2 separate regions of the Homo sapiens genome follow, and region 1 is linked to region 2. A link is a loop called in an ENCODE intact Hi-C map of the cell type or tissue named here. Cell type or tissue: chondrocyte. All regions are shown on one strand. Each heading gives the region's core, and the rest is flanking DNA. Links, peaks and the distances in the headings are about the cores only.

Region 1 (11,199 bases), core at 4,523-8,522, 420 kb before region 2:
CCCTGGTCTGGGTCCTGCTGGGTCCAGATCAGTGACACTAGAATAGCCAGCCTGGGCTTTTTTCCCATGGGAAAGTAGGACAACTCTGACCAGAAACTGGGGTAATGGCAATGAGCGGAGGGAGTAGATTAAAGGGAGAGATGCCCCACCCTTACTTGGGATAAAGAGCTCCCCTCTTGCTTCCCCCTTCATTTTTACTGATTGCTTACTTGGTGCCAAGCATTATCAGAAACACACACACACACACACACACACACACACACACACACACACACACACATAGCATTAACACACATGGTCCCTATGAGGCAGGCACTATCATTGCCTCCATCTTATAGATAAGGAAACTGGCCCCGAGAAGTTCAGTGCCTTGCCCTTAGTCTCCCAGCTGATAAGAAGTAAAGCTGGGATCTGAACTCAGGCCATCTGACTTCAATACCTATGCTTCTAACCACTAGGTTATACTGCCATTTCGCTGAGCAAGGCAGCTTGTAGTGGAGCTGATGCCCCTGCGGATTGAAGGCCCACTCATTCACACACTCACAGCCACCCCTGCTTGGAGGTGGCATAGCAGGGAACAAGTTGGAGTTGCCAGAGGCCCCAAGGTCTCCACCCTACCTCTATCTTGGAGCTTAAAGTATCTCGCTCCTGGCCTCTTTTAGGAATGGTAGGGCCATTAGCCCAATGAAGGCTTTGCCATGAGTTTCTCAGACCTTTGCAGGGATAGCAGGGCCCTAAGGAGACTGAACCAGGGTGGAAAAATCTGAATAGGAGTGGAAGAGGAGGGTACAGGGCAGCCCATTATTATCTCTGGTCATTTAACACTTCTTAAACACCTACTATGTGCCTGTACAGGGGGCTGGAACTACAGCAATGGACCAGAGACCTGTCCCTGCAATTAGAGAGCTCACAGTCTAGAGGGGGAGAGCAACTAGCAAACAGACTACAGAGAGGGAAACTGAGGCCCAGAGAGGTCAAAGGCCTTGCCCAGGAATACTCAGTGGGTGAGTCACAGAGCTGGGCCCAGAGTCAGTGCTCAGACTCCCAATCCAGCATGATCCCTGCTACAGCAAAAGCAAGCAAATGCAAACAAGCTCAGATGAAAGAGGGGTGTTATGAACTAAGGAGAGGCATGAGGCAGGCAGGGTTAGGCAGAAGGGCTATCTTACTGGAGGTGGAGTTCAAAGGAGGGTGCTACAGTCTGAATGTGTCCCCCAAAATTCATGTGTCGAAACGTAAAGCGAATATGACAGTATTAAGAGGCAGGGACTTTCGGAGGTGAGTCATGAGGGTGGAGCATTCATGGATGGGATTAGGGCCCTTATAAAAGGGCTTGAAGGAGTTGGTTTGTTGGCTTCTCCTCTTCTGCCATGCGAGGACACAGCATTCCTTCCCTTTTGCTCTTCTGTCCTTTCCACCACCTGAGGACACAAGTGTTCCTCCCTTCCAGAGGATGCAGCAACAAGGTGCCATCTTGGATGCAGAGAGCTGCCCTCAACAGACAACTGAACCTGCCAGCAGCTTGATCTTGGACTTCCCGGCCTGCAGAACTGTGAGAAAGAGATTTCCAGTTATAAGTGACTTAGTCTCAGGTATGTTGTTATAGCAGCACAAACAGACTAAGACAGGGGAAGGATGCCCTGGTGGAGGGGTGCGACTGGAGAAAGCTCAGTGCTCAGTGAGCCCCAGTGAAGTCCCAGGAAAGCCACTGGCAGCAGCCCACACGCTTGGGCGGTTCCTGGACAGCCAAAGGAGGAACCACACCCACCAGGCCCACCAGCCTTGGACGTGGCCCAGCAAGGCCAAGCGTTTAGTAATTGGCGAAGTGACTGTCTGCTGCCGCCCCAGTCCAAATGAATAATTATGGAATGTTTACATGATGTGGTGTTCCTGACACCTTCTCAAGTTTCCATGGCAACTAGGAACCACCGCCCCACCCACCCCCAACCCAACCCACAAGATGTTCTGTCTGTTGTGGCCAGCAGCTGTGTCATGTTGTGAATAAATAACACATGCCTGGCCTTGGAGACTGGAGTTACCCTACAGTCATCCCTGACAGGGCAGACTTAGTGAGGGGATGGGGCTGCAGCAGGCAGTAAGGCGTCTCTAATGCTTTGAATGCATTCACCTGCCTCAGCCCAATGTCACCAGAGATAGGCCATGGGTCAGCGTTCATCCCAGTGGTCCCTCCTGGAGCTAGTAAGGAGACGTCCCTGCTAAAGAGATGTTCAATGTTTAATACACCCAAGCTTCAGTTTACTCCCCTTGAGCTTTTGTTTTCTCATCTGTTGAAGATACCCATGCCTGTCTCAATAACTTTTTATAAAGAAGAGATAAGATGACAACCAGGGCCAGGCACTGTGGCTCATGCCTACAATCCCAGCACATTGGGAGGCTGAGGCGGGCAGATCACCTGAGGTCAGGAGTTCGAGACCAGCCTGGGCAACATGGTGAAACCCCGTCTCTACTAAAAATAAAAAAATTAGCCAGGCGTGATGGCACACAAGAGAATCTCTTGAATCCAGGAGGTGGAGGTTGCAGTGAGATCGCGCCATTGTACCCCAGCCTGGGCAACAGAGTGAAACCCTGTCTCAAAAAAAAAAAAAAAAAGAAAAGAAAAAAGAAAAAGATGACAACCAACCAGCATAGAAAGCATATCCTACCATAATGGCTAGCACTTAGTAGGTGCTTAAAAATGTCACATCTGGAAGGTTCGTTCTAAACATTTGTGCCTGCCCCCACAACGGAAACTTCTCTCCTCCCCAGATCCCCAGATCCATGAATAAGTGGAAGGGCAGAAGCTCCAGTGGTCTTCTGGAAGTCAGAGAACCCAAGTTAGAGGTCAATAACGTCCTGGTGGATTGGGAGTAACCCTACAAACGTGAGACTCTTGTTTTAGCTCTGACTGTCCTAATGGCTGGCGATGGGGCCTTGGGCAAGTCACTTGCCCTTTCTGGTTCTCAGCCTCTCTGTCTGGACTATGAGATGGAGTGGCCTAGACCAGAGGTTTTTCAAATTGTGTTCCACAGAAGCTTGGGTGCCTCAGGGAACTCTGTGGTAGGGAGAGGGATGAGACTGAATGGGTGGGGCTCTGGGCCCCTGAGCCTGCTTTGATGGAATTTATATGTGCCAAGGCTTTAAAAAAACAGTTTGAGGCCAGGCACAGTGGCTCACGCCTGTAATCCCAACACTTTGGGAGGCCGAGTCAGGTGGATCACCTGAGGTCAGGAGTTTGAGACGGGCCTGGCCAACATGGCAAAACTCCGTCTCTACTAAAAATACAAAAATAAAAATAAAAATAAAAATAACTGGGCGTGGTGGCAGGCACTTGTAATCCCAGCTACTACTCAGGAGGCTGAGGCAGGAGAATCACCTGAACCTGGGAGGCGGAGGTTGCAGTGAGCCGAGGTCGTGCCATTGCACTCCAGCCTGGGCAAGAGAGCGAGACTCCATCTCAAAAAAAAAAAAAAAAAAAGTTTGAAAACTCTGACCGCATGCTTTTGGCTTTGATAGGGAAAGAGAGCTCCTTGGCCACTTCCTCAATCCCAGAGTGCATGAGTTCCCTGGCCTGGGAGCAGATACACCAAGAGAGGCACTGGATCCCAAAGGTACCCCAAAGCTCCATTTTCTCCCACACCACCCATCCTGAGCTGTCTTTCTGTCCCAGAACTCCTCTCTGACAGTTCCAACTGCCCAAAACCAGGCTACTTCCACCAGATGCCCTGAGGAACAGTATGGCAAGGGGCCCTGGGCAGGGAAGAGGCTGAGGAGGAGGAACAGGCCCTGGCCACCTCTTTCCTTTAGGAGGGTACGACAGTTCCCAGTGGCCCAACCTCCCAGGGCGTTCTCCCAGAGTGTGGAGGGCGGGGGCCTAATCTGCATTTGGGACAAAGCCTACCCGGTGCTCGAGTGTTGTTGTCATGGAAACTCAAAAGGTGTTATTAGCATCTTTTCAACTCAGTGGCCCTGTGTGGTCCAGTCCATGCAATCTTAGCAGTAGCACACCATCACCCTGGCAACCCATTAGCCTAGTGTTGTTACCATGGAAACTCCAGTAAGGTCGATCAGTCCGGGAAGTTCCCAGAGGAGATAGGCACTGGGAGATCTGCCCAGCAGTGCCTACTCTGAGGGTCTCCCAGCTGACAGTGACCTGCTCTGCATACACTGACAGTAGTTTAGGATCTTTTCCGGAGCGAGCTAACAGTCCATGTGACAGGAAAGAATTTGGCCCTGCAGACTGGCAGGTCTATGCCTCGTTACCATGGAAATGCTGCTTGTCAGGATCTCAAAGCACAGTGCAAAACTAACTCTTCCAGGAGACTGAGGCTGGCAGGAAAGGAGGCTGTGAGCCTGTTCTTCATTCACATGCCCATTCATTCATTCATTCGTTCATTCAGTATTTAGTGCACGCTCATTAATACAGTGGGCACTGCGTATGTCCGAGGCTCTAACTGGAGCAAACAGGTGGGCTCACCAACTCTCTTCAATTGAAAAGTATATTGAGGTGGAGGGGACCATCTTACTTCCTGTGTCAACCTCCACTGGAGGAAAAGGAGTTGACATGCCCAAAGGAATGGAATCGGGGGGTCTCTGTGTGTCGAGGGGTACAGGGAGAATACTTGCTTTCTGTAGCCTCCTGTTTTTCACCTATCCCCTGCTTAAGCCTTCAGGAAACAGATCTTTGTGTGGTCTGGATCACCAAAGGCTTGGCCAGACATGCTAGAAGTTTCCAGCAGCCACAGCTAAGTGAAGTTAGAACAGGCTACGTTGGGAAGCAATGAGCTCCCCATCACTGGAGATGTACAAGCAGAGGCAAAAAATCCTGCTCAGTGAGGGCCATGTAGAGCCCGCAGAGCACAATGATTCAGAGCTCAGATTCTGGAGCCAGATAGCCAGTCTTCAAATCTTGGCTCAGTTTACCAGCTGTGTGACTTTGGGCAATTCACTTAATCATACTGAGCCTTGATTTCCTCATTTGTAAATGGGAATGATAAGAGTTTCTTCCTCATGGGCTTGTTGTGGGGATGAAATGCGTATAATATATAAAGCACTTAGAACAGTACCTAACATATAATTGCTCAAGAAATGGTAGCTTGTATTATCCCTTGATGGCCCAACTAAAGTCCCTGACAAGCTTGGGATTCTATATGACTATGGGTCACTAATCTTCCTGCACACGGAAAATCAGAAAGGGACTCTGGCAAGGGTAAGATTCTGTGCTGACCAGAGAGCTGGCTGAGGGTAGCACCTCTGAGCTTTGAGCTCATCACCACTTGCGTGCTTCCAGCAATAGTTTTCCTTTCCAAGTACTTTTGGATCCATGTCTCAATTGGGCCTAAAGACAACAGCAAAGGGCACAGTTACCATCCCCTGTGATAGATAATGGGAAGTAAAGCTAAGAGCGGGAGAGTGGCTCACCTACCAAGTGGCACAACTGGGATGGAAGCTTTCTCTCTGTCACACCACCTCACAGTCCCCAGGGCCGCCATAAGGGGAGGACAGCAGTTGGGAAGGAGCAAGTCATGGGCTGGGCGGAGGAGGAGCCCAGCATGACAATAACCTATGAAAATCAGCTTTCCACTGTCTGCACTTCTGCAAGGAGGAGTTGAGGCCAAAGCCAGGGAGCAGAAGGGGGTATTTCCTAGAAATGCGGCGGGAGTGGCTGGTGTGCTCCACCCATGGGCAAAGGACAAGGCTCGGCCTGCGTGTGAGCACTCACTTGGAGCTGAACTTGGAGCCTCCAGAGCTCCCATCCCTCTGAGCTCACTCAGAAAGCTTTCCCTTTGGGCAAAGTCCAAGGGGGTCATTCAACTGTGATCTGACACTTCTGCTTTCAACTTAATAGCTCAAGTATTTAACGGATGGCTCATGGCCTCACCAAGGGATTTTGCTTGCCGAGACTAGCAAGGTGGGCTAGTGTTTTCATGCCATTTGGAGGAGCAATGAGAAAGGATTGTTTAAAAAAAAAAAAAACTTTGCCTGAGAACAAGAGTAACGCCCTAACTCATGGCCTCATGAAGCTCCAGGTTAAAATGCACACGTTACCTGGGAGTATGGGAATTGGACAGGGGCAATAGTGAAAAATCTTTAATAGCCAGCAAGGTCTGGACACCAACTGATTAGAATGTTTGCTGGCCAGAAACACGCTATAGGGATGCACCAGCCCAGATAGAGGAAAACAGCAGCCCTGGATGTGGGCCTTGGCAGGGGCCGGGTGAAGGGAGGGTTTGCTCCCTGAGAGGTCCCATGAGCACACGCAGGAATCAGATCTGCCTATGGCCACCAGAAGGTATGAGATTTCCCACAGCAGCTGGTGGTGGGGGGGTGGGCAGGGTTGGTGTATCTGGTAGGGGGAAAACTGGTGGGAACATGGGGTTCACTGAGGGAAGAGCTCCTTGGGACAGCTCGAGGGCCAGACAGCCTAGGACAGTCCTGTAAGGATGCAAATGGGGCCTGGCCTGGCCTTGGAGACCCAGATGCTGCCCTCTGCCCTCACAGACTTCACCCCTGGTGCCTCTGGGTGGCAACTTCTCTCCCTCTCTCAGTGAACATGCATACGGACTATAATATGCTACACAGCGTGGAGCAAATATGCATACCCATTCGGTGTTCACACAAGCACATGCATGGAGCCCACGTATGCCCATGACCTGTAGAGGCATCCTCTCAAGTCAGTGGGGCACACCCACAAAATTGTTCAGACTCAGAATCTTGGAGCAGAAGCAATTTTAGAGCTGCCCCCATTAAAAAAGTCGTCTTTGATGAACGCCAGTCAGCCACTCCTCTACACACACTTTGGCGTTTGCTCGTTCTCACACCTCCTGCAGAACAGGAAAGAGGAGATGACCTCGGGAACTTTCTTAAAATGGCCTGTGCCTAGACTTGACGCAAGCCTGAAGAAGTCCCTGCAGTTCCAGGACTCAGCCAGCAGGGGGCAGCCTCTCATGACACACTGGGTTTCCCCCAAAGAATAAGCAGGCTTGGAGAAGAAAGAGAGGCCGACTGCAAAGAAAGGGAAACATATAAGAAGTTTCCAGAGTGTCCGGCCATCAAGCTGACCCAGATGCATGTAGCCAGCCACTCCTGTGGGTGAGGAATTCTCAGCCCCTCATATTCAGCTGGTGAATTGATAGAGTCTGGGGCAAGTTATCAGAAGAGGATGTCTTAGTGACCATAGTACATCCTGCTTGCCCAGCCTAGAGCCACAGAGGGAATCAGCCAGCACACAGGAGTTCAGTGGAATCTCTCATTCTGCAAGTCACAGCCTCTCTCAGGGCCTGCTTCGTTGTCTGTGAAATGGGTTTAACAATAAATCACATCTGCTTCCTCCCACCTTGGTGCTTTGGACACAAGCCCTGTGCTCCCTCTGCTGAGACCTCCTTTCTCCAGCTTAACCCCTACTCACTCCTGAGGTGTCAGCTCCCACTTCACCTCCAGGAAGCTTTCTCTGACCCCAGATCGTGCACTCAGTGATAAACTTCCTAGAGGCCTGTTTTTCGCCTCCAGGGCCCTTGCCACAGTTCCTGGTTAGACATTCGGTTGTGATTTTTGAATAACATCTGTTTCCCTCTCCAGGTATTAAGGAATGTGGTACAAAGTAGGCCCTCAATAAACATTCAGCGAATGCTGAGAAATGAATTCCCATAGCTCTTTTACAGATCAAAAAGCACTTTCACATGCAAACAGGGTGGTCTTCATGGTACCCGCTGAGAACGATGGGGTTTTTTCCCCGTTACACACACAGCACTCTCTACTGTACCAAACATTTTAACTTCAGAAACTTCAGTCACTAGAAGCCCGAGAGGGAGCCAGGGATTCTTACTTCCATTTTAGAAAAGGTAAAGCTGAGGCCTAGAAAGGTGAAGTGACTGACCCAGGCTTGGAACTTGGAGGAGTCAGGATGTTTAAGTCTCCGCATCCCATGCTGGAAGGTATGATCATTACATTCCCTCATTATCACTGTCAGCATCGTCACCTCCATTGTGGCTATGGCCATGCCTAGTCTGGTGAGGAGGTGTACAGTTGGCGAGCACAAAGGCTTTTGAAGGTGGCGGGCAGAAGTCTGGGTTCCAATTCTGGCCTCACCTGCAGGTGACCATCGGGGCTAGGAGAGCATCCAGGGAGGATTCATGGGGGAGGGGAGCCTTGGCTGGCAGTTGGAGGACCCGGAGAATTGGAGGAAGGTGGAGAACCTGGGAAGGGAAGTCTGGGGAAACTAGAAGAGCACTGGAAATGGGTTTTGGGTGACTTAGGCTGAGGCTTTCCCTGCTTCTGCTTCCTAAAAGATGGGTATGAAGCTCCCTCCCTCGCAGGTCCTGCTGAGGCCGGTGCGCAGGCTCAGGGCCAGGAGAACATCCCTGGGGTTGCGGGGGAGTGGTACAGAGGGCGCTGTGGCTACAACAGCTAATGAGGGATGTCACACCCTCACCACACACCTTTCGCTGGTGCCTCCCAGAGGAAAGGTGAGGACCAAGTCTTTCTCCACTGTTCCTCCTCCACTGTCCCTTGCATGGTGTCCTGCACAGAGTAGGCGTTTTTTTTTTTTCTTTTGCTGTTGTTTGTTTTGCTTGTTTGTTTGAGATGGAGTCTTGCTCTGTCGTCCAGGCTGGAGTGTAGTGGTGCAACCTCCGCCTCCCAGGTTCAACGGATTCTCCCGCCTCAGCCTCCTGAGTAGCTGGGACTACAGGTGCCCACCACCACACGCAGCTAATTTTTGTATTTTGTAGAGACGGGTTTTTGCCATGTTGGCCAGGATAGTCTCGAACTCCTGACCTCAGATGATCCACCCACTTCGGCCTCCCAAACTGCTGGGATTACAGGCATGAGCCACCACGCCTGGCCAAGGGTAGGCATTTTTTAGCTGATTGTTTTGGGGTAGGGGTAGGCCAAAGAGCTCTTTATAGGCTTGGGTTCTAAAAGTTTGGGCATAGATTGAGAGAAGGGGAGCTCCTTTTGAAACTTACACAAGGCATGGGACCTAAAACTTGACAGGCAATTTGGGAGTGGGAATGGGGGTGGGGCAGGCTGTGGAGCTGAGCTAGAGGGTAGCCCAGAGTAGAGGGAAGGATGAAAGAGGATAATCAGATCAGAAGGTCTCTGCAGTGCTGGAGGTGGAAGGGGCTGTGTGGTGAGATTCCCTCCTCCATCCCCCTGCACTCCTCACTGGGACCTTTTTCCTCCCTGCTTTGTTTATCCTCTCTTATCTTTCCATATCCCTCACATCTGAGGAGTTGGGAATTTCCAAAGGAGAGAGGAACTCCAGGCTTCCAGAAAGCTCAGGAGCCTAGAGACATGGGGGATGAAACCCCCCATAACGTATGCCAAAGTCACCAGCCTCTATCCCTACACCTGCTGGGGAGGGAGCCAGAGATGTCTCTGCCTAGATGGAAAAAGAGGCACCCTCTTTCCAACAGGCCTCTCACAGCCCCCAAATCACAAGCAGTTCTGTTGCCCTGGGACTGAGGGTGCCAAAGCGAAGCCCCTCCCCTACAGACGAGAGGTGACTGCAGCCCTGGAGGGAATGCTTGGCATTTCAGCAGTGCCTTTGCCTTCCTTTAAAGCAATGCCACCTTGTTTCTCTCAGTTCGTTTGCACATACCACAGAAGATCTTTAGACTAATGGCTTACCTTCTCAGTGACTCAGTTTCCTCAGCTATAAAATGGGATTGTGATGGGGACTGACTAAGTCAGGACAGGTGAAGTTCCTCAAACAGTGCTTGGCACATGAGAAGCGCTCTACATGAGTTTGCTAGGACTATCTAGCTATGTTCCTTAAGCGTTCACTTATCCTTTCTGAGTCCCACTTTCTTCATTTGTAAAAATAACAGGGCTTAGGGTACTGAATGATCTCTCAGGCTCATGTCAGCTCTGCCCTTCTATGATTCTGTGTGTTTAAGGTAGGGAAAGCAGAGATTGTCATCCTATGAAAATAGATGAGGGAGAACCAGGACCCCTGATAGATGAACAGACCTGCCTGGAGTCACACAGCCAGTTACTGACCAAGCTGGGGTTAGGATCCAGAGCTCAGAACCCCAAGTTTCACACCACCAGGCTAGCTCTGCAGCAGTGTGCCAATTTTTTAACATTCAGGGAAGATCAGAAAGCATTTAATTTGTGCAAAGGGAGAAGTATGGAATGGAGGTTCCAGCAGGCCCTGGGGTTATGGGAAGCTTGTGCAACCCACGTAACCCAGCAGTGGACTTCCTCACTGGCTTAGGTTCCCATTTTCCTGCCATATGCCTAATTCTTCTCCCAGAGCTCCTCCCTACAGGTCCCTGGGTCAGGTCCTGAATTGCCTCTGGAGGGCAGCCTGAATCACCCCCCACTGTTAGCTGGGACCCCAACAAATCCCTAGTCACAAGCAGGTGCTTCACATCTACCCACCCAGGTGTCCTGGGCAGGTGAGGAGGCTGAGACCCAGAAAGGGCCAAGGAAAGACTTTGCTAAGCTACCCAGCAAGCCCTGGGTAGAAGCAGATTCAGGACTGGAACCCACGTTTCTGAGCCCCTGGCCTTGTGCAGAAAGGAACCCCAATGGCCAAGCAGGTGTGCTGGAACAGGTGCCTGGCTCCACAATTCCAGACAGATCAGGTGCTAATGGTGAGCACTTAACACCTTTGGAGAGGCCTCCTGGGCTGCTGCCCAAGCTAAGCTTCTACAAGGAAAAATGCCGAGGACGTAATCTGTCCCTGGGGAGGCCCTAAAGGTTATCTGGGAGACCGGAAATTTCTAGTGACTGAGGCACACTCATGGTGGGAAAGAGGACCCTTAGCAGAAGCAGGGAAGCTATCATAGTTTGTTTTCTGTAGCCACAGACTGGGTAACTTATAAAAAAAATAGTTTATTTAGCTCACAGCTCTGGAGGCTGGGAAGTCCAAGGGCATGGCACTGGCGTCTGGTGAGGGACTTTTTGCTAAATCATGACGTGGTAGAATGGCATCACATGGCAAGAGGGCAAGAGTGTGCCAGCTCAGGTCTCTCTTCCTCTTCTTATAAAGCCACCAGTTCCATCATAGGGGCACAACCCTGATGACCTTATTTAATTTTAATTACCTACCAAAGGCACCACCTCCAAATACCATCAACATATGAATTTAGGGATTAAATTTCCAAAACATGAAGTTGAAGGATGCATTCAAACCATAGCAGCAGCTGACCTGAGCCGGGGACAGACCCAGGTTTGAAGCTCTACTCACCCATG
Region 2 (11,199 bases), core at 5,710-9,709:
CTTTGCATCCCCTGCCCTCCCCCCCACCACCCCACACGCATAGCCTGATCAGAATAAAAATAGCATGTATGATGGCACTAGTAGGGATCAAGTTTCAGGGGCTTTTGGTCCTTATTCTTCTGGGCATAAGCTGATCCCTGAGGACAGGGCGGGGCCTCTGGGATATAGTATTGCACGGTTAATTAATTCCTCCGATGTATTCAGCACCTCCCTCTCTGAAACAGGATCTTGGGCTTCAGGCAGTAAAAGGACCAGGGTAGTCTGCATTAGGTGCAGACAGAACACGGGCCACGGAGGGCTGCGTGCCCCTCAGCGAGCTGAGTGGCAGGCACGTGGTTAGCCCAGAGCCCGGTACCAGCAAAGCTGGTTTTCCTGACGTGACATCCTCTAGCGCTCGCTCTAGAGCTGCCTTTCCCCACAGCTGCAGCACACTGTGAAAATGTCTGTTCTTCAAGAAGTTGGGGGTGGGGGTGCTAGCGTAGAGTGATGCCTCTGAGGCCCTATGGGGTGCAGAAGGGCCTTCTGAATCACCAAAGCAAGACTGAATTCTCATCACTAGTGTGAATGTTCTCAGGGCTTTTTTCCATTCTTTGGAAGTGATGGTCCAAGTGTATGATATCTGTAGTCCCCTTTTCTTAACCCAGAGCCCTCCATTTCCTACTCATGTGAGATAAGAGCTTGCTGTCATTTGGGAGAAATGTTCCATTTTAGGGATAAGGATCGTGGGTCTGGTTAGATGTTTAAGGTGCTGGAACAGAACATTTGATTCTATAAACATGTCTTAAACAGCTGCACCAGGTCAAACCCTGGGGACCTTCAAAGAATCCACCATCTAGTGCAGTAGACAGACAAGTATATAATTAACTCTAATAAAAGACAAAATGTCCTAAGCAGATTTATTATAAAAAACTCCAACAGTTTCAGAAGGGTGTCAAATGCAAAAAGTTCCAGTCCACCCTGAGCCCCCATTGCTATGCTGCAGAGTGAACCACAGTTTAAGGTTCTTTTGCAACCCTTTCAGAAATGGGTTTTGTTAGTAGTATTACAATAGGGATGTGAATCAAATGCCACGAGACCATGGGAGATGGAAGAACAATGAGTTACACCGGGGGAAGGTTTCACAGGTGATACAGTATCTACCTGAGCTGGGCCTGGAAGGAGAGAAGGATGGAGCAAGGCACTGAAACATACAAGTTCAGAAAGTAGGGGGAGTCCTTTATCATGTGGCTGGTGCTTGGTAGGGTGGGGGATACAATGTGGGGTGTGTGTGTGTGTGAGAGAGAGACAGAGAAAGAGAGAGACTGGGTGGACATTGGGCTGAAGAGGTTAGAAGGTCTCATATAATATCATGCTAGTGGCCGGGCATGGTGGCTCACACCTGTAATCCCAGCGCTTTGGGAGGCTGAGGCGGGTGGATCATTTGACGTCAGGAGTTTGAGACCAACCTGGCCAACATGGTGAAACCCCATCTCTACTAAAATACAAAAATTAGCCAGGCGTGGTCGTGGGTGCCTGTAATCCCAGCTACTCAGGAGGCTGAGACAGGAGAATTGCTTGAACCTGGGAGGTGGAGGTTGCAGTGAGCCGAGATTGCGCCACTGCACTCCAGCCTAGAGACTCCGTCTTGGAAAAAGAAAAAAAAGAAAAGAAAACTGTAATGGTAACAGAAGATCCAGTGAGGGTGGGTGGGGGTGCAGAAGAGTGACTCTTGGCAAAGGGAAACCGGTTAGGAGGCTGACAAGACAGAGCCCAGGCCAGAAGTGGCAAAGGCTGGAGCTGGGGTAGTGGAATAGTGAGGAGGGAAAACCCTGTGAACTGGGACCACTAATGTGGGGAGGCAGCGTTTCTTCCCGCATTAGTCAATGTAAGCGTTTGGCCCGGGATCGGCCTCTCCAGCACCCCTCCCAGCTGTCCCCAGGCTGCCACCCAGTCGGGTGTGCTCAGCAAAGTCAGACTCCACTTTCTGTAATGTGAGCTCTGGCCCTGCAGAAACGATGGTGCTGCTGCTGGAGAAAAAACTTGTCTAATGCATTCCAGAGCCAAAGAGAAATGCCTTTTGGATTACCCGCAGTTTAGGCCTTTCTCCACGGCTCCCCCTCTGCTGGGGAAGATCTTGGAGAGCAAGGAGGCCAGGGAAGCAAGAGTAAGAACAGGAGAAGGGAAGGCAGCCAGGGTTGGCAGGGGCGGGAGTCGGAGGAAAGACTGGTCCCAGCAGATGGCAAATGCCAGGTCACAGGGGCGCAGGCTAAGTCCCCAAGAAGCCTGCTAAGAGTTTTAGGTTCTAGAATGCCCCTTTGCCTCCTGTTTGTGTTATTTTGGAAGAGGTGGTCACTGATTGCGTGCTCACCATTTAGCTGAAAGCCGGGCCAGGCATTGCAGGGGACAGGAGAAGACATTTGCCTCAGCTATACCCAAGGAGCCTGTGGTTTAGCAGGGGACGGGGGAGCCAGACTGGCAGTGAGTTATAATGGGAGACATTGATGGTCGTGCAGCCTTTGTGGGCTTTGCAGAGTGTTCTGGGTCGGTGCCCCCACCGCTTCCTCCAGCCTCCTTCAATAACTCCCATCCTTGCCTTTGCAGGCCCTGCAACTGGTTCCTCTTTTCCGATGTCTTGAAGAGGCTGAAGCTTTCCTCGAGGATCTTTCAGGCCCGGTTCCCGCACTTTGAAATCACCACCATGCCCAAGGCCGAGTTCTACAGGCAGGTGGCCTCCAGTCAGCTGCTGACCCCTGCCGAGAGGCCTGGAGGCTTGGACGACAGATCCCCCCCAGGCTCCTCTGAGACTGTGGAGCTGGTGCGGTACGAGCCAGACCTACTTCGGCTCCTAGGGTCCGAGGTGGAATTCCAGTCTTGCAACAGTTGACCGGGAAAACAGCCCCTCCTCTTCTTTCTCCTTCCGAGTTCGCCCTTCCCCCACCTCCTTGTCTTTCCCCGACCGAGCACCAGACTGCAGAATGAGGCAATAATACGGACCAACAAGAAGCCGCCTTATCAATGCCAGCATTAGCGACTGGACTGTTTTTGTTTTTTTGGTTACAATTAGTTCTCATCTCCCTGTCGTCGTCATTGTTATCGTGGTTGCTGATGGGGGTGGAAAGTTGAACTCCATGTCTGAGGACAAGAGGTCCCGGGGGTGGTGGGAGGTGGCGCCGGGGTCCCTTGGACTGGCCTCCTTGTTCATGACCAAGACCAAACCTGGGCCCTGGATGGCCTTGGCCTGTCCCGAGGAGAAATGAGAAAATCCCAGATCTCTGAGCGCCCCCCAACTCCATTCCCCTGTGTTCTTCTGTCTTCTGTAGTATTTATTTTATTAGTATTTAATTTGTATTGTTTCATTGGTTTCTGATAAGTCTGTATCACTGTGACGATTTGAGACAACTTGTTGTATTGAGGGACTTTCTGTACCTCCTTTTCTTTTTCTTTGTTGATGAGCTCTGACAAAGCTATTCCCTGGTGTTTTTTTCCCCCACTGGGGAGGGGGTGAGGTGGAATGGGGTGGGGGAACATGGACTTGTGACTAACGAAGCTGGTTGCTGCTGGCCCAGGGCTGGGGGCTTGGGGGTAAATCCTGAGGCTTTGGTGCTCCCCCACCCACCCATTCCCGCCCTTTGCAGCAGCCCCGCTATCTTGAGATTAGTGTTGACAGGGAGGGGAGGATTGTGAGGTGAGGGGTTAATAAGTTACTCTAATAAAGGAGCGTGGAGAAGGGATCTGAGGGGTGAGGGTGGCCCCCCTCCTCACGCCTTCTTCACTGCCCCCCTCAGAGTGCACAATACGAGTTTGTTCCTGCCTCCACTCTCCCACCCCGTTCTGGCCTCCCTGTCTCAAGATACTGAGCCTCTCACCTCCCAGCCCTCAGCCACCCCCATCCCTGCCCCTTCTGAGACTCACAGCACCCCTTTCCTTCCTCTCCTCCCACCTCCTCCCTCAGCCCCTCATTCTCCTTGGGAATCTGCAGAGGGCTCTGGGACTCACTGCCGGATGTGAAATCCAGGCGTCAGCTGTTTCCTAGGCAAGGGCAGGAAAGTGGTCTCCAGCCCTTGCTCCACTCATGCCTGGGGGCCTGGGGCTGAGTGGTATCCCTACCTGGCCTCCCCCTGGCCTCTGGGCCTCCAGCGCTGGGTTTGTCGAGTGAGAGAGAGAGAGGAGCTTGGGTTGCTTCCCTGTCCCCGCCCCCTCTGTGGCATTGTCCCTCCCACTCTTATTTTTCTACCAATTGCTATTTTTCCGAACAATCCTTGTAGAGTATGTACCATCCAAAGGCAGGAGGGCCTCGCCGTGGCCGGCTCTGGTTGGAGATGGTACAGTTTTATTGTACAGGTGCTAAAACAACAACAACAAAAAAGAAAATGGAAAAAAAAAAGATTAAAAAAAAAAGGAAAAAAAAAAAGCCAGTTTGAGGATGGGACAATCTGTTCTCTAGAGGCTCCTGAGCCATGCGGGAGCATTGGTGGTTATTTTCTTTGTATTGTGTTTGTTCTTTGTTCCTGGGGGGGAAGTTCTCGGCCCCCTTCTGTAGGACTGCTCCCCACCCCCACCATACTGCCCAGTTGGTTTTGAACAGTTGTTTTCCCTTTTTAAGAAAAAAAAATACATATATATATACATATATATATATAAAGTTGAGGGGTTTTGGACTTTAATTTGTTGGTTTTGTTGGGGTTCCTGGTATTGTGTAGTTTATTTCATGTTCTGTTTGCCTTTCCTTTTTTCGCATTTGGGTGTATATTCTGGCTGCCCTTTATGTTTCATTTTAAGCAACTGGCTGTGGAGTCAAAAACACTTGCATACTGAAAAACCTGTGTCAGGGCTTCTGTCTCCCGTCTCTCTTTTTCTCTCCCGTCTCTCTTTTTCTCTCCTCCCCTTTGGGACTTTTTGGTGGTTTCAGAAGGTGGGCATTGTGATTCAGTAAATGGGGAGCCCCCGCCATCCTGCTTTGCAGCTGTGGGTCCCAAGGGGTACGATGAATAAAGGCAAGGTGGAGTGGCTAGTGAACATTGGGTCACGATCTGGAAAGAAAAAGAAAGGGGCAAATCCTGGGGGCGGGGCCAGTGGGGGCAAATGGAGCATCTGGCTCCTGTTGCTTTGGTTTGGGGTTGAAGCAGGTGCCTGGGCAGTCCTTGTTTACATAGGAGTAGCAGGGTTGGAGGAAGTAGCCTTCTCTGTGGTGGCTGTGGGAATAAGCCTCCTTAAGGAAGTCCCCTGCTTGCCCTAGGCCACCCTGCCGAGGTGGCATCTGGCTGCATGGCCTCATCACTGCCCTCACTGTTGTGCCAGTGCTCCCCACCCACGGTGCAGGCCTTCCATGGTTCTGTTTTCCTGCCACCGAGCTACCATGAAGGCAAGATGCCCATCCTGGATTTTGCAGTTTTTCCTCCCACTTCTGAAAAACAGTGGTAGAAGCTATGATTCTTGTGATTGCTGGTTCCAGAATGCACCAGTGACTGAGAGGAAGAGGATGTTCGAGAGGCCTGGGATGAGGCCCTTTGAAGCTCTATTCTCTTAGGGCTTCTCACTGTGGCTTTCGAGTCTGGAGAGCCCTGTTAGAGAGTGTAGAGGCGAAGGGATCTGTGCGTCTGGCTGGCTGGAGTCCAGCCGTCCTCAGGAGTGAACTCTAAGCTGCTGTCTTTGCTCAAGCCTCAGAAGCTTGGCTCGACCCAGGTCCAAGCATCATCCTCTTTGAACCATAGCATTAATCTTCCTCATTGGCCGTCCTCTCCCCACTTTCTGATCCCAAGGCCCTATGCAATAGCCACCTTTGTCAGATTCCCAAACAAGCCCACAGTGGTTCTGAATTCAGGTCGATCCTGTGCTTGGAACTTGCAGTTAAGTCAAGAAATCTGACATGTTGATAGGTTATAAAGCCATGTGGTGAGTATAAGAATTCAACTAGTCCCAGGATGCTATGGGAGCTCAGAAGCATGGGCAAGGGCCCTGGGAACACATCCTAGAAGAGGTGATGCCTAGTTGATACTTTAAAAAGTAGAAATGCAGGAATTAGAGGTGGCAGGGAAGAGTGTTTGAACTGAGAGGACAATCTGAGCAAAGGCTTGGATACAAGGGGAGTTAAAAGCAAAACCAAACAGCAGATTGTTTTATTGCTTTTGGGGTTCTTTGCCCACGGCTTACCTGGAGTCCCACTGCCCTTCTGCCAGGTTGGAAAGATCAAGGCAGGAAGTATGGGCCGTGGCATTAAATCTACATCCCCGGTCAGGATTGGGGTGAGGATGGCTTGGTGGCCTCTTATTAAATGATCTCCCAGTCCTTTTAGTATGGTGTAGAGGAAAGAGCCAGCACCACTCCTAACTACCTAGGCTGACCTTGGGCGAGAACCTAATCTTTCCCAGCCTTAATTGCTCCATCAGCCAAATGGAGGCCAATGTACCCACCTACTGACAGAGCATCACACTGAGGACCATAAAGATCTGTTTAGCCAAAATTAGTTCCTCCTTCATGCCGAGCTCACGAACCTATGGTTAATGAGGGTCTTATCAGAACGCTCTTTGGGCTTGAAAGAGAGGCTCTGTTCAAGTCTTGGTGGGAGGAGGGATAGTCTCCGCATCCCTATTTGGGGTAGGTGGGGTTGGGGGCGGTGGTGAATGGGGCAGTAAACTCCTGCTCGGTCCATACTCTAACCCAATAACCGGGAGGCCTGGTGGGTGTTTAACTGTGTCCTGCCCATGCAAAGACCAGTGTGTGTGTGTTTGGGAAGGGTGGGGTCCGCCCCAGGGGCGTCTGCTCAACTGCTGGGCAGGGGGACGCGAAGTGCTCGGGCCTTCTGGATCCCGCAGCAGGATCCGGGCCGGGGCTCCACTCGTTTCCCTAGCGCTCCGGCTGCCACCGCGCGGGGGTCGGCCGAGCCGCAGCGTCCGGCCTCTGGGGGCGACGTCTTTAGGCCCCGCGCCGGTCCTTGGGAGCCGGGCTCGTGCGGCGGACGGTCAGGTCCCTCCGCTAGCAAACGGCTGTCTGGGGCGCCTCGATCGCTCTCCCGCTTCACGGTAGAAGGCGGCGGCGCGCGAGGGGAGGGGAGGGCAGGCCGGGTGACTGCGACTCCGCGTGCTCACCTGCTGGTCCGCGAGGCTGAGGGAGGGGGCGCCGGGGGCGGGGCCAGAGCGCGGCTGGCCAATGGGGGAGCGCATTCGGCGGCCGGCTAAATTCCCCCTGGAAAGTGAAGGGGGCTGGGGTCGAGGGGAAAGTTCGAAGCTCCGGAGCAGCGGAGGGCTTTGGTGGCGGCCAGAACCATCCGGGGACAGTTGCAGGCGCAGGGGCAAGATCGGGGGACCGGAAGACGCCAGCCGCGGCCGCGGCCGCCTCCGCCAGGGACGGTAGGCCCAACCCTGGCTGCCCCTCCCTTCCCGGGCCCCGCCGGGCCACTCTCCCGCCATCGCTGGCTCGACAGCGCCACCTGCTGGACGTCGGCCTCCACGTCCGGCGCGCCGGGGCCCGAAGTTCTCGGAGGCTGGGACCTCAGTCTGGGAGGGGAAGGAGCTCACTCACCCCAGGTCCAGCGGCTTCAGAGCTGGAGGCAACTGCCTCTTTTGGAGTACAAGATGGGATCAGAAAGGCCTGTGACCGTCAGAATAACTTCTTGTCCCGCCCCACCCACCGGAGCTGACACTTCCACCGCACAGCCCCACCCAGGGGTGAGGAAATAGTGGCGAGGCAGTCCCTGGAAGCGGGCAGCAGCAAAGGGCGGGAGTTCGGGAGTTGCACGTGGCACCTGGTGACAGCAACGCACAGCTGGCAAGCAGCCCTGGGCTCCTCATGGACCCTGTGATCCGGGGATGTCTGTTAACACTCCAGGGGCAAAGGAAGTAGCCGCCTGCAGTGTTATAGGAGCGGGCAGAAAGCTGCCTTAGCTCCCAAGTGTGGATTGTCCTCCTCCCTCTCCTCTTGCCTGCCATAGCATAGGGCAGAAGTCTCAGAATTAAAATCAGGACCAGTTCCTTCTTTCAATAAGCATTTATTAAGAACCTACTGTGTGCTAGGCACTAGGGATATATCAGTGACTAACACACAGTCCCTGTCCTTGAGGAGCTCACAGCCTATTGGCGGGGAACCCTACATAAACACGTAATTAAAGAACTGTACTGTGCTAAGTGCTACCATAAGAGGTATTTACAAAGTGCTGTGAGGTGGCTCAGGGCTGTAATCCCAGCACCTTGGGAGGCTGAGGTGGGCGGATCACTTGAGGTCAAGAGTTCGAGACCAGCCTGGCTAACATGGTGAAACCCGTTCTCTACTAAAAATACAAAAATTAGCCGGGCGTGGTGGCACGCAGCTGTAGTCACAGCTACTTGGGAGGCTGAGGCAGGAGAACCGCTTGAACTCGGGAGGCAGAGGCTGCAGTGACCCAAGATCGCACCACTGCGCTCCAGCCTGGGCAACGGAGGGAGACTCTATCTCAAAAAAATAAAGAAAACAAAGTGCTGTGGGAACCCAGAGGAGGGAGTAACATATCAGCTGCTGGGAGATGAGGGTCATCTCTTGACTCCTGACTCCATTAAACCAAGAAAAGGCAGAGACTTACTGCCACATGACTCTGGTTAAAATGAACCTGTCTCCTGAGGTTCTCCTCTAGCCCTCTCCCATAACTGTATCAGCACAGGTTAATTGGTTTAGCTAGTTTCACACTTGGAGTAGGAAAGAAACTGGACAGGGAAGTTGCTTTAGGGGTAGAGGATGTTCAAAATAGTAACAAATTTTGAGTGCTAAGATGGGGGGGTGGGGTTGGGGATACCATGAGGGCACTGAGCCAGGGAGGGCAGGCCCAGAGCAGTGGAGCACCTGGGGTGAGTGCCTGTGCAGAGGGGAGGTCAGAGGTCACCTACCTCAAAGTTTGGTCCCCATCTCCCACCGGCTCCATCAGTAACCATTACCTTGATCCTTTGTACTGTGCCATGTTACGTGGTTGATACAGTCCCTCCCACTCCTCAAGGAGGTAATGTGCTAATTGGGGACACTAAATAGGTACAGGTCATTGAAGATTTAAGTAACAGTTTGCATTATAATAGATGTCACAGGGTGTTCATGATCAGTTGCTGAAAGAGTGGCAATTGCAATAAGTTTTAAATAACTCACTTAGGACAGACTGGTCTGGGGAGGCAGAGTCCATGAATCGAGTCTTGAAGGAGGGACACAATTTAATTGGTACTAGCAGGATAGGAAGGACATTCTGATTGAGTGGAACCAATCAGATCTTGAAGGATGGATTGTACTTTTTTTCTTTTCTTTTTTTTTTTTTTTTTTTTTGAGACAGTCTTGCTTTGATCACCCAGGTACAATCTCGACTCACTGCAAATTCCACCTCCAGGTTCAAGGGATTCTCTGCCTCAGCCTCCCCAGTAGCTGGGATTATAGGTGCGTGCCACCAAGCCCGGTTAATTTTTGTATTTTTAGTAGAGATGGGGTTTCGCCATATTGGCCATGTTGGTCTCCAACTCCTGACCTCAGGTGATCCGCCCACCTCAGCTTCCCAAAGTGCTGGGATCACAGGCGTGAGCCACTGTGCCTGGCTGTGGATGGATTTTCTTTCTTTCCTTTTCGTTTCTTTTTTTTTTTTTTTTTTTTTTCAAGATGGAGTCTCACTCTGTCGCCAGGCTGGAGTGCAGTGGCGCGATCTCGGCTCATTGCAACCTCTGCCTCCCGGGTTGAAGTGTTTCTCCTGCCTCAGCCTCCCGAGTAGCTGGGACTACAGGCACACACCACCATGCCCAGCTAATTTTTGTATTTTTAGTGGAGACGGGGTTTCACCATGTTGGCCAGGATGATCTCGATCTCTTGACCTCGTGATCTGCCTGCCTCGGCCTCACAAAGTGCTCGGATTACAGGCATGAGCCACCGCGCATGGCCAATGGATTGTATTTCTAAAGGAAAAGATACATAGAAGGGAAGAATATTCATTAAGAAAACACAGGAGTGTGTAAATAATGTTGAGTTTGTCTGTATTGCCTAGAGCAGGTAAAAGATAAATGGAGGATCTTGGTTTCCAGGTTTAAAATGCTTAGAATATATGTAGTAGATAATAAGAGCAAAAGCACAGAGTTTGGAAATTGTAAACAGAGGCATGTTCACAGGCCAGCAAATCCATCAGTTTGACTGGAGCAGTGCCTTGGGGTATGAGTGGTGGCAGAAGGAGCAGGGTGAGTTGACTGGGGAAGTCAGTTAAGACCCAAAGGTGAAGGGTCTTGATGGCAGGCCAAGGACTTGGGGCTTTGTCCTGAAGACAGGGCTGATGCTAAGCTTAAAATACTTCCGGAGCTACTGCCCTGAGCCCAAGTGCTCCCCCATCCCTATTCCAGGACCCCTGGACTGGCTTCAGCAACGAAAGGGCTAAGTTTAGAAAGGATTAGAGATTAAGTATTTTGAGTATCACCCCTACCTGTAGGCCAGGAGGAGTCAGTGAGGGCTTTTTATCAAAGGGCAAATGGGAGGGGTTGAGACAGATCACGCTGGGAGCCCCTGTGTGTCTTGGGTAGTTTGAACTAGGGTGGAGGCTTCTGGGAATGTGGAAGAAAGGCGAGGTTTTACGGACATTGCAAACCACAAGCTGGACTTCGGGAGACGGGAGAGGGGGATGGGGGTGAAGTGAAGGCAACGATCAGACAGCTCTGAAATTTCAAATTTAAGAGGTCAGGAAAACAGTGGCACCATTAACAGAAATAGGCAAGTCGTGACGGCCTTTTTGTTTGCTTGATTTTTATTATTATTATTATTATTATTATTATTATTATTATTATACTTTAAGTTCTGGGATACATGTGCAGAACGTGCAGGTTTGTTACATAGGTATACATGTGCCATGGTGGTTTGCTGCACCCATCAACCCGTCATCTTGGAAAGGTTTTTTGTGAGCGTGGAAATAATTTAAAAATCCATTGTTGGCCAGCCGTGGTTGCTCACGCCTGTAATCCCAGCACTTTGGGAGGCCAAGGTGGGTGGATCACCTGAGGCCAGGAGTTCGAGACCAGCCTGGCCGAAATGGTGAAACCCTGGCTCTACTGAAAATACAAAAATTAGCTGGGCATGGTGGCATGTGCCTGTACTCCCAGCTACTCAGGAGGCTGAGGCAGGAGAATCACTTGAGCCTGGGAGGCAGAGGTTGCAGTGAACCGAGATTGCACCACTGCACTCCAGCCGACAGAGCAAGACTCTGACTCAAAAACAAACGAACAAACAAAAACATTGTTGATAGAGGGG

Evidence for each region. Peaks named below come from ENCODE experiments on the same cell type or tissue, not always from the same donor. Only the 100,000 strongest peaks of a DNase experiment are listed, where the experiment ranks them.
Region 1: a loop joins it to region 2, with 7 times the contacts of the local background. A loop is called at or near these places in 11 of 110 quality-filtered maps.

Annotation. Positions count from the first base shown.
Region 1 is chrX:129,630,763-129,641,961 of GRCh38, forward strand. No RefSeq gene overlaps it. Among named protein-coding and RNA genes, the nearest start is that of APLN, 19 kb to the right of the region's middle. RefSeq lists a silencer at 6,840-7,009. In chondrocyte, for the core only: a CTCF peak has its summit at 6,933 (motif pointing right); no DNase peak of the experiment used is centred there.
Region 2 is chrX:130,053,274-130,064,472 of GRCh38, forward strand. It overlaps BCORL1 (BCL6 corepressor like 1), which reads left to right. Exons shown (of 14, transcript NM_001379451.1): 14 at 2,581-4,798. The coding sequence ends at 2,863. ELF4 (E74 like ETS transcription factor 4) reads right to left here. Exons shown (of 9, transcript NM_001421.4): 9 at 10,682-11,199. Among named protein-coding and RNA genes, the nearest start is that of ELF4, 52 kb to the right of the region's middle. RefSeq lists silencers at 6,956-7,215, 7,236-7,535, 7,556-7,625. In chondrocyte, for the core only: CTCF peaks have their summits at 7,418 (motif pointing left) and 7,618; DNase peaks (open chromatin) are centred at 7,201 and 7,702.